Regions from separate parts of the Homo sapiens genome. Here regions 1 and 2 are each linked to region 3. Evidence: chromatin contacts called from ENCODE Hi-C or POLR2A ChIA-PET data. All regions are on one chromosome and are shown on one strand. Each heading gives the region's core, a stretch centred on a gene start or an enhancer-like site at or near the end of the contact. The rest is flanking DNA. Distances are from core to core; before and after follow the strand shown.

Region 1 (4,011 bases), core at 30-2,529, 75 kb after region 3:
TCAAATGATCTGCCCGCCTGGGCCTCCCAAAGTGCTGGGATTGCAAGCGTGAGCCACCGCGCCCAGCCAGAACTCGCTTTAAACCCATTTTTTTCTTTAATGAATTTGAATCTCAACTAAGAAAAAAAAGAACTATTCTTAGTTTCACCTCCCTCAAAAAAAAATTCCCCTTAAGTTCTCTCAGGGCTCATAAATGTCAAAGCAAAATGCAAATTTCTACCTTTCTCCCCACAACCAAATAGTGTTACTCAAGTTAACATGTTGCAGTTTATGCTTTTAAGCGGCTTAAATGTTACTCATATTATGAAACTACAAAACACCCTATTTTAGTAATACTTCATGAAAATAAAATTCTTTGGAGAAATGACAAGTTAAAGCTTCCCAGTAGAGCTCATATAATGATTTATGAATTTCTTTATCACATGTGCCTAACTCTACAGAAAAGCAATGGCATAAAAATTCAGCAGCAACTTTACCTTCATGAATAAACTGAATGTTGTCTTTGGGTCACATTTTGTTGGAATAACATTTCCTTCAACATCTTTGATCTTTTTGCCACATTTCTTCAGCAGAAAATACGACAAAAATTCCAGAGGTTTGTCCTAAAGAATGCCCAACCCCCCCGCAAGAAAAATGCCCATTTAAAACATTCTTCTGAAATACAGATGTCAATACTGCAGCAGAAGAGAGAGCACACTTTTTAGCAGGGATTTCAGCTTTCTACCTAATTAATTGACATGTCCAGAAAACAGAGTGACTAGTGCTCAATTCAAGTCAGTACATGAGACTTTCTAGTTCATCTCATATTCCAGTTACCATATGTACTCTTGGTTCTCAACAATTTGTCACAATCCAGTTAAGACACCAAAATTTTATGGGAGGGTCTCTCAAGATCTTTGGAACCAAAGTGGCCCACACCAACCCCTTGGCCAAATGAGGAAACGGGACAGGAAGGATCTTGTTGTCTTTCAGGGGGAGGAAGAAGGCCTGGGAGAGAGGCTGCAGTAGCAGAATTGCTGGGAAAACATGCTGGGGCTCTCAAATTTGGTTCCCCTCAGGCTATAGGTTTGAGCACCATCCAAATTATATCATACATGGTTATTTTTAAATAATTAGGTGGAAATAAGTACACTGAACTGACACCAAGCATGCTGAGTAATCCTTCAGTGTTTTGGCAGACAGTGAGGGGGCACCTCTGTGAATATCCCTGCTCATTTTATCAGCAAGGCTCGCCAAAGGCCTTTCGTCATTGGGCTGCCTGAGCCTCACTGCAGAGCTGAGACTTCACAGGAGACAAACTACAGCTAATGCAGCTTCGCAGCCCCCACCCAGTGCAGGACAGCTACGCCCAGAAATGCCTGGTGCAGACCCAGGAAGCCACACTGAAACAGGAGCAGATACTCAATAATAAGGAGAGAGAGAATGTGTGCAGAGACAATGTTAAATTCACCCACAAAGCAGAATTATGATGGTGGAAGAGAAAGATTTGAGACTCTCCTTGAGAATTCCTTGGAAACTAGAGAATTTAGATTATTGAATATGTTAACAGCAGCCCTATCTCCATTCTATTCCCGACTCCCCTCAGAGGGAGAGCTGCACGTTGCCTTTTCTTTTCTTTTTCTTTTTTTGAGACAGAGTCTTGCTTTGTCACCCAGGCTGGAGTGCAATGGCACGATCCCAGCTCACTGCAACCTTCACCTCCTGGGTTCAAACAATTCCCTGGCCTCAGCCCCCTGAGCAGCTGGGATTACAGGTGCCCGCCACCATGCCCGGCTAGTTTTTGTATTTTTAGTAGAGACGGGGTTTCACCATGTTGGCCAGGCTGGTCTCCAACTCCTGATCTCAAATGATCCGCCTGCCTCGGCCTCCCAAAGTGCTGGGATTACAGGCATAAGCCACCACGCCTGGCCACATTGCATTTTCCTATAGCCATGCTGTCCTCTTTGGGGCTGGGAGAGCTGTCTGGAGACTGGCCTCTCCTCACTATTTTCTGAAATGTGGACTGGCTCCTTCTCACTGTTTTCTGAAGTGTAGACTGACCTTAATGAGAGAGAACCTTGGATCTGTGTCTGATGAAATTGTTTCTTTGGGTTTCTCCTACACCCATCCCCAGCCGAATTACTGATTTGCTTCTTTCCGTTCCGTTGTGTTCTCTTTCCCTTCCTCTCTCATCTAGCCCCTTTTCCCGTCATCTTTTCACATCTGGGTCACACTTTCTCAGATTTCTCCTGAAACTAGGAATTGGTTTCTCTGTTGAGTAAAGTTTATGTGAAATATAAAGCCACTAACATGTTTTATTAAAAAAAAAAAAAAGTCACTTCTGACTGAAATTAAGCACAAGACAGAAAACAGGGCACAATGTAATAAACTTTAAATAACCTAGAAGATTTTCCTACTTGTCTGTTTTGTGTACTTAACACATCTTGGGCCCAGAATCTCTTAGTGGCTATTTTTATAAACTGATGTAATTTCTCTGAGGAACTGTGCTCTGAAAGGGATAAACTGGTCAAAAAAATTAATAATAACTGCAAACAGAATTTATTTAAATGTTGGTTTTCATAGTTTACTTTCTTCAAAGAAACACTTACAGAATCTTCTTTTGACAACTCCATCAATCCATCTGCCAGAGCTTGCGCAGTATCTTGGTTGTTTAGAATGTTGGTCATACCCATGGTGTCAAACATAAACTGCCCTGTAAATACAAGGCCACATGCCCTGTAATTGATTTATGTAAGAAATGTGATTTAAAAACAACAACTCAGTCCTCACAGTTTCTTTTTTTTTTTTTTTTTTTTGAGACAGAATCTTACTCTGTTGCCCAGGCTGGGGTGCTGTGGCAAAATCATAGCTCACTGCAGCCTTGATCCAAGTGATCCTCCCACCTCAGCTTCTCAAGTAACTGGGACTATAGGCATGCACCACCATGCCTGCTTAATTTTTTAACTTTTATTTATTTATTTATTTTGAGATGGAGTCTCGCTCTTGTCACCCAGGCTGGAATGCAGTGGCGCAATCTGGGCTCACTGCAACCTCCGCCTCCTGGGTTCAAGCAATTCTCCTTCCTCAGCCTCCTGAGTAGCTAGGATTACAGGTGCCTGCCACCACGCCCAGCTAAATTTTTTTTTTTTTTTTTTTTTTTGTAGTTTTAGGAGAGACCGGGTTTCACCATGTTGGCCAGGCTGGTCTTGAACTCCTGACCTCAAGTGATCCTCCTGCCTTGGCCTCCCAAAGTGCTGGGATTACAGGCGTGAGCCACTGCAGCCAGCCAACTTTTTAACTTTTTGTAGAGATGGGGTCTTGCTGTGTTTCCCAGGCTGGTCTCAAACTCCTGGCCTCAAGCAATCTGCCCACCTCAGCCTCCCAAAGCATTGGGACTACAGACATGAGCCACCGTACTGGACCCACAGTTGTTTTTTTAGTGGATAAAAATGCAAAGAATAGCAGTAAAAATTCTATTATGCAATGAGGATTTCTACTATGATAAAATATAAAATGAACCAAAGTAATTTAAATGTCTAGTCTATAAAAAGTGCCCACTCCGGCAAAGCTGATATTGAATGAAATGTATAAATTGGACAATAAGGAGAGAGCATGTGAAAAGGAGCTCAATAAATTTAAATGTAAGACTCTCGATCCTACCAGGAGTTCCTCTATATTCTCCTTTATCTCTGCGCTCAAGTAGGCATTTGTTTTTTTGTTTTTTTGTTTTTTTGTTTTTTTTGAGACAGGGTCTCATTCTGTTGCCCAGGCTGGAGTGCAGTGACGCGATCTCAGCTCACTGAAACCTCTGCCTCCCTGGCTCAAGCAGTTCTCGTGCCTCAGCCTCCTAAGTAGCTGGGATTACAGGCACACGTCACCAGGCCCAGCTAACTTTTGTATTTTTCTGTGGAGACAGTGTTTTGCCATGTTGCCCAGGCTGGTCTCAAACTCCTGAGCTCAAGCAATCCACCTGCCTTGGCTTCCCAAACTGCTGGGATTACAGGCATGAGCCACTACACCAGGCTTCAAATA
Region 2 (3,776 bases), core at 1,026-3,525, 130 kb after region 3:
GAGGCAGTGATCATGATGAATTTAGTCCAACCCTGACCCACCCTTGGTAGGGTGGGGGTTACTTACCAGCCACTCCTGAAGCATAGAATGCCTTGTAGGGGGTGGAAATCAGGGTTTCTGTCAGGAAGAAGGAGAGGAATGTGGAATGGCTTGGCTGGGCCAGTAATCAACAGTGTCTAACCCGGTAAGCAGGAATTGAAGAAAGACAAGGGGAAAGATTTCTCCAGCCACCTTGAATTAAGTAATGAAAACTTGAATTATGCAAAGTATTAGTAATCTCCTATATTCTAACACTTGGTTTTTTGTTTTTTGTTTTTTTTTTGGTACATGAAGTCTTGCTCTGTAGCCCAGGCTGGAGTGCAATGGTGCGATCTCAGTTCACTGCAACCTCCACCTCCCAGGTTCAAGCGATTCTCCTGCCTCAGCCTCCCGAATAGCTGGGATTAGAGGTGCCCGCCACCACGCCCGGCTAATTTTTTTTTAATTAAAACTTGGAATATTTTGAAAAACTCCTTCCTCCTAGAGAGCTACCAAATGAAAATTTTTTTCTGATTATCTTTTTGTCATTTTTGGAATTAGGAGTGCTTTAGATATCTGAATTCATTCAACAAGCATTTATTGAGTGGCTGCTATGTGCCTGGTATGGCTCTAAGTGCTAGAGATGAAAAGAGTCACCAAAGTCTTTGCTATCATGGAGCCATCATTCTAATGGGGTAGGCAGACAGCAAATAAACAAGTCCTGCATGTCACATAGTGTCAGGTGGTGTCAAGCGGTAGACAGAGAAGCTCAACATGAGAAAGGAGGGGAGAGCAGCTCCACACACTCACAAAATGGGAGTGAGAACTTCAAGCCAGTGGATGTTGCCTAATATAGGCCAATAACCTTCCCTCCATCCACACAAAAAAAAAGAGCTTTGGCTTTCTGCTTTCTCCCTTCCTTTTAAAACGCAATGATTTCCTTTTTTTTTTTTTTTTTTTAAGCATCATCCACCTCTAAAAACCATCCCAATTGCAAATGCTAATATTTCATACAGTTATCCTTAACCAGCCCATGCAGGTAGAAGGGCAGGAACATGTGCAGAATACTGGGCAAAGGGGAAGGAAGTGAAGATGACTCAAATTTCCAGACTTGCCTTGGATATTTAGAAAACAGTCGTTTTAGATACAAGTGTACACTTTCACTTTGAATACTCCCCTCTCCTCTCTGACAAAGATTCTCTGCTTGACCAAACTTTAGTCAAGCTTCTGAAACTTCCCCTTGGCCCACCTGTGCACTTCCTTATAAAATTCTGCTTTAGTAAAGAGCCCTGTTAAGTCAGTTTAGGAAGAACCCCCCACCCCCGGATATCTTGTCAGGTTCCTCATCCTCCACCCTCCCCCAGGTGTTGTCTGAGCACCCTGGCCTGTCATCAGCGAGAGTCCTGTTGGGTCAGTGTATTCAGATCCCCGCTTACCCCTGATGTTTCCTCGAGTAATTTTCCATCCATTGAGCCCCATCCTGCTCCTTGGCTATCCGCCCATGCTGCATTTGAAGTTGAGCCCAATCTCTCTCCCGTGACCCCATGCAGCAGTCCCTGTAGCTATCTCCAAGGTTCTCAGTAACGTCCGCCTTACTGTCTTCAGCAAGTTTCATTCGATGTTTTCTTCTTTAACCTCTTTACCATCTCCACACAGAAATACTCTCCTTTTAAATGGACATTCAGTAACTGAGAGTGACATGGCTGCTCTATATTTAAAATTAACCTAGGAGTATGTTGTCTCTGAAAAACTGCACACCAGATTGCCTCACAGATCACAGCTGAGACAGACGTCCTCAAGTGAGCCCTCACAGGCTGCGTGGGAAGAATGGAAGAGGGGGTAATGAAGTGGGAGAGGGGGCTGTTCTCTCTTAATACACCTTGGTGGATATTTTTCTGCCCTCCAACCCCATTTCAAGTCTGCTCTGATGGAGACAAGTGACGAGAGTGAATCCTTCATGGGCTGTTTATGATCTCACACGCACACGCACATACACACCTGGGTCAATGCATTCCCCCTCTAGGGAATGCAGTTGCATGAATGCTGCCCCACCCATCCAGGAAAGCTGCAAGTTTGAGCAGCTCTGGCTCTGGAACCAAAGGCCTTTGTTTGAGGAATTACCAGGCACTAAGCAGAGGCAATTCAAAACCGGTTCCACCAGTGTGGCAAGGGGACTGATTCAAACTCCTCACGGGTTTCTCTGAGTGTAACAGACACAAGCAGCCCAGTTTCCTTTAAGGAGTCACAGGAAAGGTCAACCTAGTCAAGTGGTAGGGGAAAGACATCACTGGAAACCATTAGTCATGTGGACGACACGGGGCCATAACATACCAAGAAAAGCCACAATTGAGGTATAAAGTTGCTAGGCATGAAAGACCAGCAGAGAAGTCTTCCCAGGAGAAGGGACATTTTAGTTTGCCAGAGGGATGGTTTAAGAAGCTAAACCTTTAAAAAATGTCTTAAATATCATAAAATTCCACTTAGGAAATCATCTTAAAACTTACTAGGGAATACTTATTAGGCCAGGAAAGAAAACTCTAAGATATTTGAATATATCTCATAGAGATTATGAATAATTTTTTAAAAGAAAATTGTGTTGACAGTTTCCACCAATATTGCAATACCCTGTTTATAACTGACTGAATTAAAACAAAATTATTTGGAAATTATAAAACCATCTAAAACAATGGCCTCTCTACCTTGAAAGAAAGGTATTGCACAAATATAGCCTAGCTTACATATAAACATTTCAAGTATTCAAATAATACTAATTTCTTTCATTTATTAATTTATTTACAGTTATTGGGTAAGCAAGACTACAGGAATAAATGATCCAAAAGAAATGCTTAATAATTAAAAATTGATTGCACTACCATTGGACCCAGCAATTCCACTCCTATATGTATAGCTAAGAGAAATAAAACATCTCTATGCAAAACTTGGACACAGATGTTCATAGCAGCACTATTTATAATAATTATTTACAATAATCAACTGAGGAGTGGATAAATAAAATATGGCACATCCATACAATGGGATAATATTTGGCAATAAAGGAAAGAAGTACTGACATGTGTAACAAAATGGATGAACCTTGAGAACGTTATAATATGTGAAAGAAGCCAGTCACAAAAGACCACATACTGTCTAATTCCATTTATACGAAAAGTCCAGAATAGGCAAATTTATAGAGACAGAAAGCAGATTTGTGTTTGCCCAGATCTAGAGGGATGGAGATGAGAAGTTACTGTTAATGGGTAGGGGGGTTCTTTGTGGGATGATGAAATGGTCTAAACTTAACATGTGATGATGATCACACAACTCTGTGAATGTACCGGAACCACTGAATTGTACCCGTAAATGGGTGATTTTTATTGTATGTGAATTATATCTCAATAAAGATGTTTAGGCCGGGCGCGGCGGCTCATGCCTGTAATCCCAGCACTTTGGGAGGCCGAGGCAGGCAGATCATGAGATCAGGAGATCGAGACCATCCTGGCTAACACGGTGAAACCCCATCTCTACTAAAAATACAAAAAAAGTAGCTGGGCGTGGTGGTGGGCGCCTGTAGTCCCAGCTACTCAGGAGGCTGAGGCAGGAGAATGGCATGAACCCCGGGGGCAGAGCTTGCAGTGAGCTGAGATCGCGCCACTGCACTCCAGCCTGGGCGACAGAGCAAGACTCCATCTCAAAAAAAAAATGTTTAAAGGAAATTTATACTAACATTCATGAAACTATGAAATACAGTCTGCTCTCTG
Region 3 (4,177 bases), core at 124-2,623:
TTATCACTCATTAGAAGGACAATTTGGTTTTATTACTTCTTTCTAGATAAGAGTCTCCCTAAATAATGTAAGGGAGATGGTGGTCCAAATTTTGTGGTGATAGACATTTTGTGCCTCTTGTTTCTGTATCCATTTTTACAAAAATTCTAATATCTAATTCATGTCTTATTTTAGTTTTCAATATATATGTCCTTTTTTATTTTGAAGTAATGATTATTTTGTGGTTAACAGTAAAGGACCTTCCTCTGCCAAGATTTGTTGCTTCAAAGAATGAACAGGAATCTCGCCATGCAGCCTCATATTCTTCAGATTCTGAAAATCAAGGGTCGTATTCTGGTGTAATTCCCCCACCACCTGGCAGGGGGCAAGTGAAAAAGGGATCCGTAAGCCATGATACGGTTCAGCCTCGTACATCTGCAGATGCACAGGTAATCACATGCATGTAAATATTAGCAGTTGATGCCCTGTGCAAATGCTTCACTAAGGCTCTTATTGGTAGCTTAATAATTAAAATGTCTCCTTAAAGTTAAAATTTTAAAATAATATTCTTTTCTAGGAACCTGCATCCCCAGTAGTTTCACCACAGCAATCCCCACCAACTTCTCCACACACATGGAGGAAGCACAGCCGTCATCCCAGCGGTGGGAATAGTGAGAGGCCTCTCGCGGGACCTGGGCCATTTTGGTCTCCCTTTGGTGAAGCACAATCAGGTATTTAGAGATTGATTGATTAGAGTGTCATTGTGTTGCCCAGGCTGGTCTTGCACTCCTGGGTTCAAATGATCCTCCTGCCTCAGCCTCCTGAGTAGGTGGGGATTATAGGCTTGTGCCACAGAACCTGGCTTAGAGATTTTTTGAAAGTAACAATTATTTAGGGTTGTAAATTGAAGGAAACTTGATAATATTCCTTCAGGAGTTGCCTCCCAGATAGTTTTTAATTGTAAGTTTAAGTTAAATAGAAGCAAAAACCAACTATGGAAATTTGTAAGTGGATACATTGCTTTGAAAAGTGGTAATTGCATTTATGTGTATCTGTGATGTTTAGACAAGTTTATGGATACCAGATTCTCTAAAGGTAAAATGAATAATTATTTCCCAGAATATTATGTATATATTACATACATTTTATTGACAAGGAGAGCACAAAATAATTGAAGATATTTAAATGAGGTATAATTTCTAATAGAACAGAAAAGATTCCATTTTGGAAATTGTTAGATTTCTTCAGAGTAAGAGTTGGAAAGAAAACTTCCTAGTAACTTTTTTCCTCAAACATGAGTCAGCATGTTTACCCATTCTCCTTATAGGTTCTTCTGCTGGTGATGCAGTGTGGTCAGGGCATTCCCCACCTCCACCTCAAGAAAACTGGGTCAGTTTTGCAGATACTCCACCAACCAGTACTCTTTTAACCATGCATCCTGCTTCTGTCCAGGTGTGACATTTTATTGGTATTGCATTTTTATTTGCTTCATTCAGAGTATTGCTCCAGTCGTTGTTTTTATATTTTGCTGTTGCAGATTTTATAAATGCAAATCCACTCATTTATTTAAAAGCAAAATTCTGCTCTGTGCATTTCAAATCTGTTATCATTGGAATGTTTCAGCTGATTTTATTTCTGTTTCTGATTCCCTAGTGAAGTTTTGAAAGGTTTCTGCATCTGGAAATATATTTGCTTGGCTTTCTTAGCACATTTTCATAACTTTCTGTTGCTTACATAATTGCTGTCATTCTACTCGTTTCTATAATCATTGTGCAAAAACATATCCAATAATCTGACTGTAACAGATGTGTGGTTTTACATTTTAAATATACACAAAAAGCAAGTTTTACTTTCAAAGATAAATAACCTAGCAATCTTGGTCCATATAATCATGTAGGTAGATATTGTACTGAGGAAAAAATGTTTCATTACAGGACCAGACAACAGTACGAACTGTAGCATCAGCTACAACTGCCATTGAAATTCGTAGGCAATCCAGTAGTTATGATGATCCCTGGAAAATAACAGATGAACAAAGACAGTATTATGTAAATCAGTTTAAAACCATTCAGCCTGATCTAAACGGATTTATTCCAGGTGAGTTGTTGAAAACAGAAGTTCTTCTAGATGGGACAGGAGAATCTCAATTTCATAATATCAAAGACATTGTTTTATTGGTCATAGATTTTAATTATAAAATAATTATCAGATTATTTGTCTAAAAAGAATTTATAATCACTGGGGGCCAAAAACATGACATATTCACATATTAAAAATATCTTTTCCCAGTTAAAAAAGTCTAAGACTCTTACATTCTGTTCGTGGATCCGTAAGTTCAGAATAACATTAAACAACACTGTTTTAATATTTCAGGATCTGCAGCTAAAGAGTTTTTTACAAAATCAAAACTTCCTATTCTTGAACTTTCTCATATTTGGTAAGTGTGGTATATCATTAGTTGGGTAACTGGGTTGCTTCCAAGGAGTTTCTAGCAGATAGATTTTAGAGCCTTAAAAAATAAACAACTAACCCCTTCAAGAATGCTGTCAAAGAACTCAGTATTGCCTTACAATAGCCAGCTTCTCTCTTATTCTGCAGAAAAGAAATAAGTGATACTGATACAGTAGTTCTTTGTAAAGAGCTAAAATTCTTTAAGCTGTATCAGCTGTTTTTTTGTTGCTAGCATAATGTATGAGATAAAAGTTAGTTTGCACATACATGGTTATATTTATCCCATTGGTTTTTTATCAAGTTTAGTAAGTCCTATACCATGCCATAAGTTTAGGAATGGTGTTAGCTTCCATTTAACCAGAGACTTAAGAATAGCTGTGTTGGAATATGGTTCGAATTGGCTATTAGAACACAAAGTGTAATCACAAATTACTTTATAAAAATAGGCCAGGGCCGGGTGCGGTGGCTCATACCTGTAATCTTAGCACTTTGGGAGGCCGAGGCAGGTGGATTACCTGAGCTCAGGAGTTTGAGACCAGCCTGGGCAACATGGTGAAACCCTGTCTCTACAGAAAAATTAGCCGGGCATGGTGGCACATGCCTGTAATCCCAACTACTGGGGAGGCTGAGGCACGAGATTCGCTTGAACCTGGGAGGTGGAGGTTGCAGTGAGCCAAGATTGTGCCATTTCACTCCAGCCAGGGTGACAGAACGAGATTCTGTCTCAAAAAAACAAAACAAGCAAAAAGAAAACACAAACTGGGTGTGGTGGTTCACGCCTGTAATTCCAGCACTTTGGGAAGCCAAGGCAGGCAGATTGCTTGAGCCCAGGAGTTCAAGACCAGCCTGAGCAACATGGTGAAACCCCATCTCTATTAAAAAGAAAAAAATTAGCAAGGTGTGGTGGTGCAAGCCTGTAGTCCTGGCTGCTTGGGAGGCTTACATGGGAGGATTGCTTGAGTCCAGGAAGCAGAGTTTGCAGTGAGCTGAGGTCATACCACAGCACTGTAGCCTGGGCAACAGAGTGAGACTCTGTCTCAAAAATAAATAAAAAACGATTATCAGATAAACATAAATGTTAATTCCAGTGTGTATCAATGTTATTTCTCTATATTCTAAATCATTTTTAATAGGTTTTTGGTAGCATAGAGTGCTGTAGTACAAGGTAGGTAGATAACACCTAAAACTGAAAACTCAAAAACTAGTAATATATGCATGCTATTTATAGTTTAAGGCAATAAAGACAAAAGTGGTTGTCTGTATCTAGGAAAGGGCATAGACAGCAAGGTGGAGTGGCTGTATTTCTGTTTTAAGCCTTGCAGTTCTACTTAGTGATTTAAAGTACGTACATGTCAGCCGGGTGCGGTGGCTCACGCTTGTAATCCCAGCACTTTGGGAGCCCAAGGCAGGTGGATCACATGAGGTCAGGAGTTCGAGACCAGCCTGGCCAAAATTAGCCAGGCATGGTGACGCGTACCTGTAATCCCAGCTACTCAGGAAGCTGAGGCAAGGGAATCACTTGAACCCAGGAGGTGGAGGTTGCAGTGGGCCGAGATCGTGCCACTGCACTCCAGCCTGGGTGACAGAGCGAGATTCCATCTCAAAAAAAATAAAAACAAAAAATAAAGTACATACATGGTGAATTTTGATAACATAAAAACAGACTTTTGAAAAATTTCACTAACTTATTACGTATGCCTTCTAAAAATGCATGTGAATTATAGGTCATTCTTTTTGGTGACCTTAA

Evidence for each region. Hi-C counts contacts between places; a loop is a spot of excess contacts on that map. ChIA-PET counts read pairs that join two places held with the same protein, here RNA polymerase II (POLR2A). Pooled maps may share reads with other maps.
Region 1: a loop to region 3 is called in a pooled map, with 3 times the contacts of the local background. The contact joins two enhancer-like sites. A Hi-C loop is called at or near these places in 4 of 50 pooled maps. POLR2A ChIA-PET finds 5 or more read pairs at or near these places in 3 of 52 experiments (GM12878, MCF 10A and activated CD4-positive, alpha-beta T cell).
Region 2: a loop to region 3 is called in a map of Caco-2, with 6 times the contacts of the local background. The contact joins two enhancer-like sites. A Hi-C loop is called at or near these places in 1 of 168 maps with a recorded cell type or tissue (Caco-2) and 9 of 50 pooled maps. POLR2A ChIA-PET finds 5 or more read pairs at or near these places in 4 of 52 experiments (GM10248, T-cell, activated CD8-positive, alpha-beta memory T cell and 1 more).

The regions. Positions count from the first base shown.
Region 1 is chr6:138,866,784-138,870,794 of GRCh38, reverse strand. ECT2L (epithelial cell transforming 2 like) reads right to left here. Exons shown (of 22, transcript NM_001077706.3): 13 at 2,589-2,692. Among named protein-coding and RNA genes, the nearest start is that of ECT2L, 73 kb to the right of the region's middle. Within about 2 kb of position 1,279, at least 5 of the 41 ENCODE cell types and tissues checked have a DNase peak (open chromatin) inside an H3K27ac peak, as active enhancers do.
Region 2 is chr6:138,816,435-138,820,210 of GRCh38, reverse strand. All of the region lies in intron 4 of ECT2L (epithelial cell transforming 2 like), which reads right to left. Among named protein-coding and RNA genes, the nearest start is that of ECT2L, 22 kb to the right of the region's middle. Within about 2 kb of position 2,275, at least 11 of the 41 ENCODE cell types and tissues checked have a DNase peak (open chromatin) inside an H3K27ac peak, as active enhancers do.
Region 3 is chr6:138,941,752-138,945,928 of GRCh38, reverse strand. REPS1 (RALBP1 associated Eps domain containing 1) reads left to right here. Exons shown (of 20, transcript NM_001286611.2): 3 at 232-428; 4 at 557-710; 5 at 1,307-1,431; 6 at 1,914-2,076; 7 at 2,353-2,416. Among named protein-coding and RNA genes, the nearest start is that of REPS1, 44 kb to the left of the region's middle. Within about 2 kb of position 1,373, at least 2 of the 41 ENCODE cell types and tissues checked have a DNase peak (open chromatin) inside an H3K27ac peak, as active enhancers do.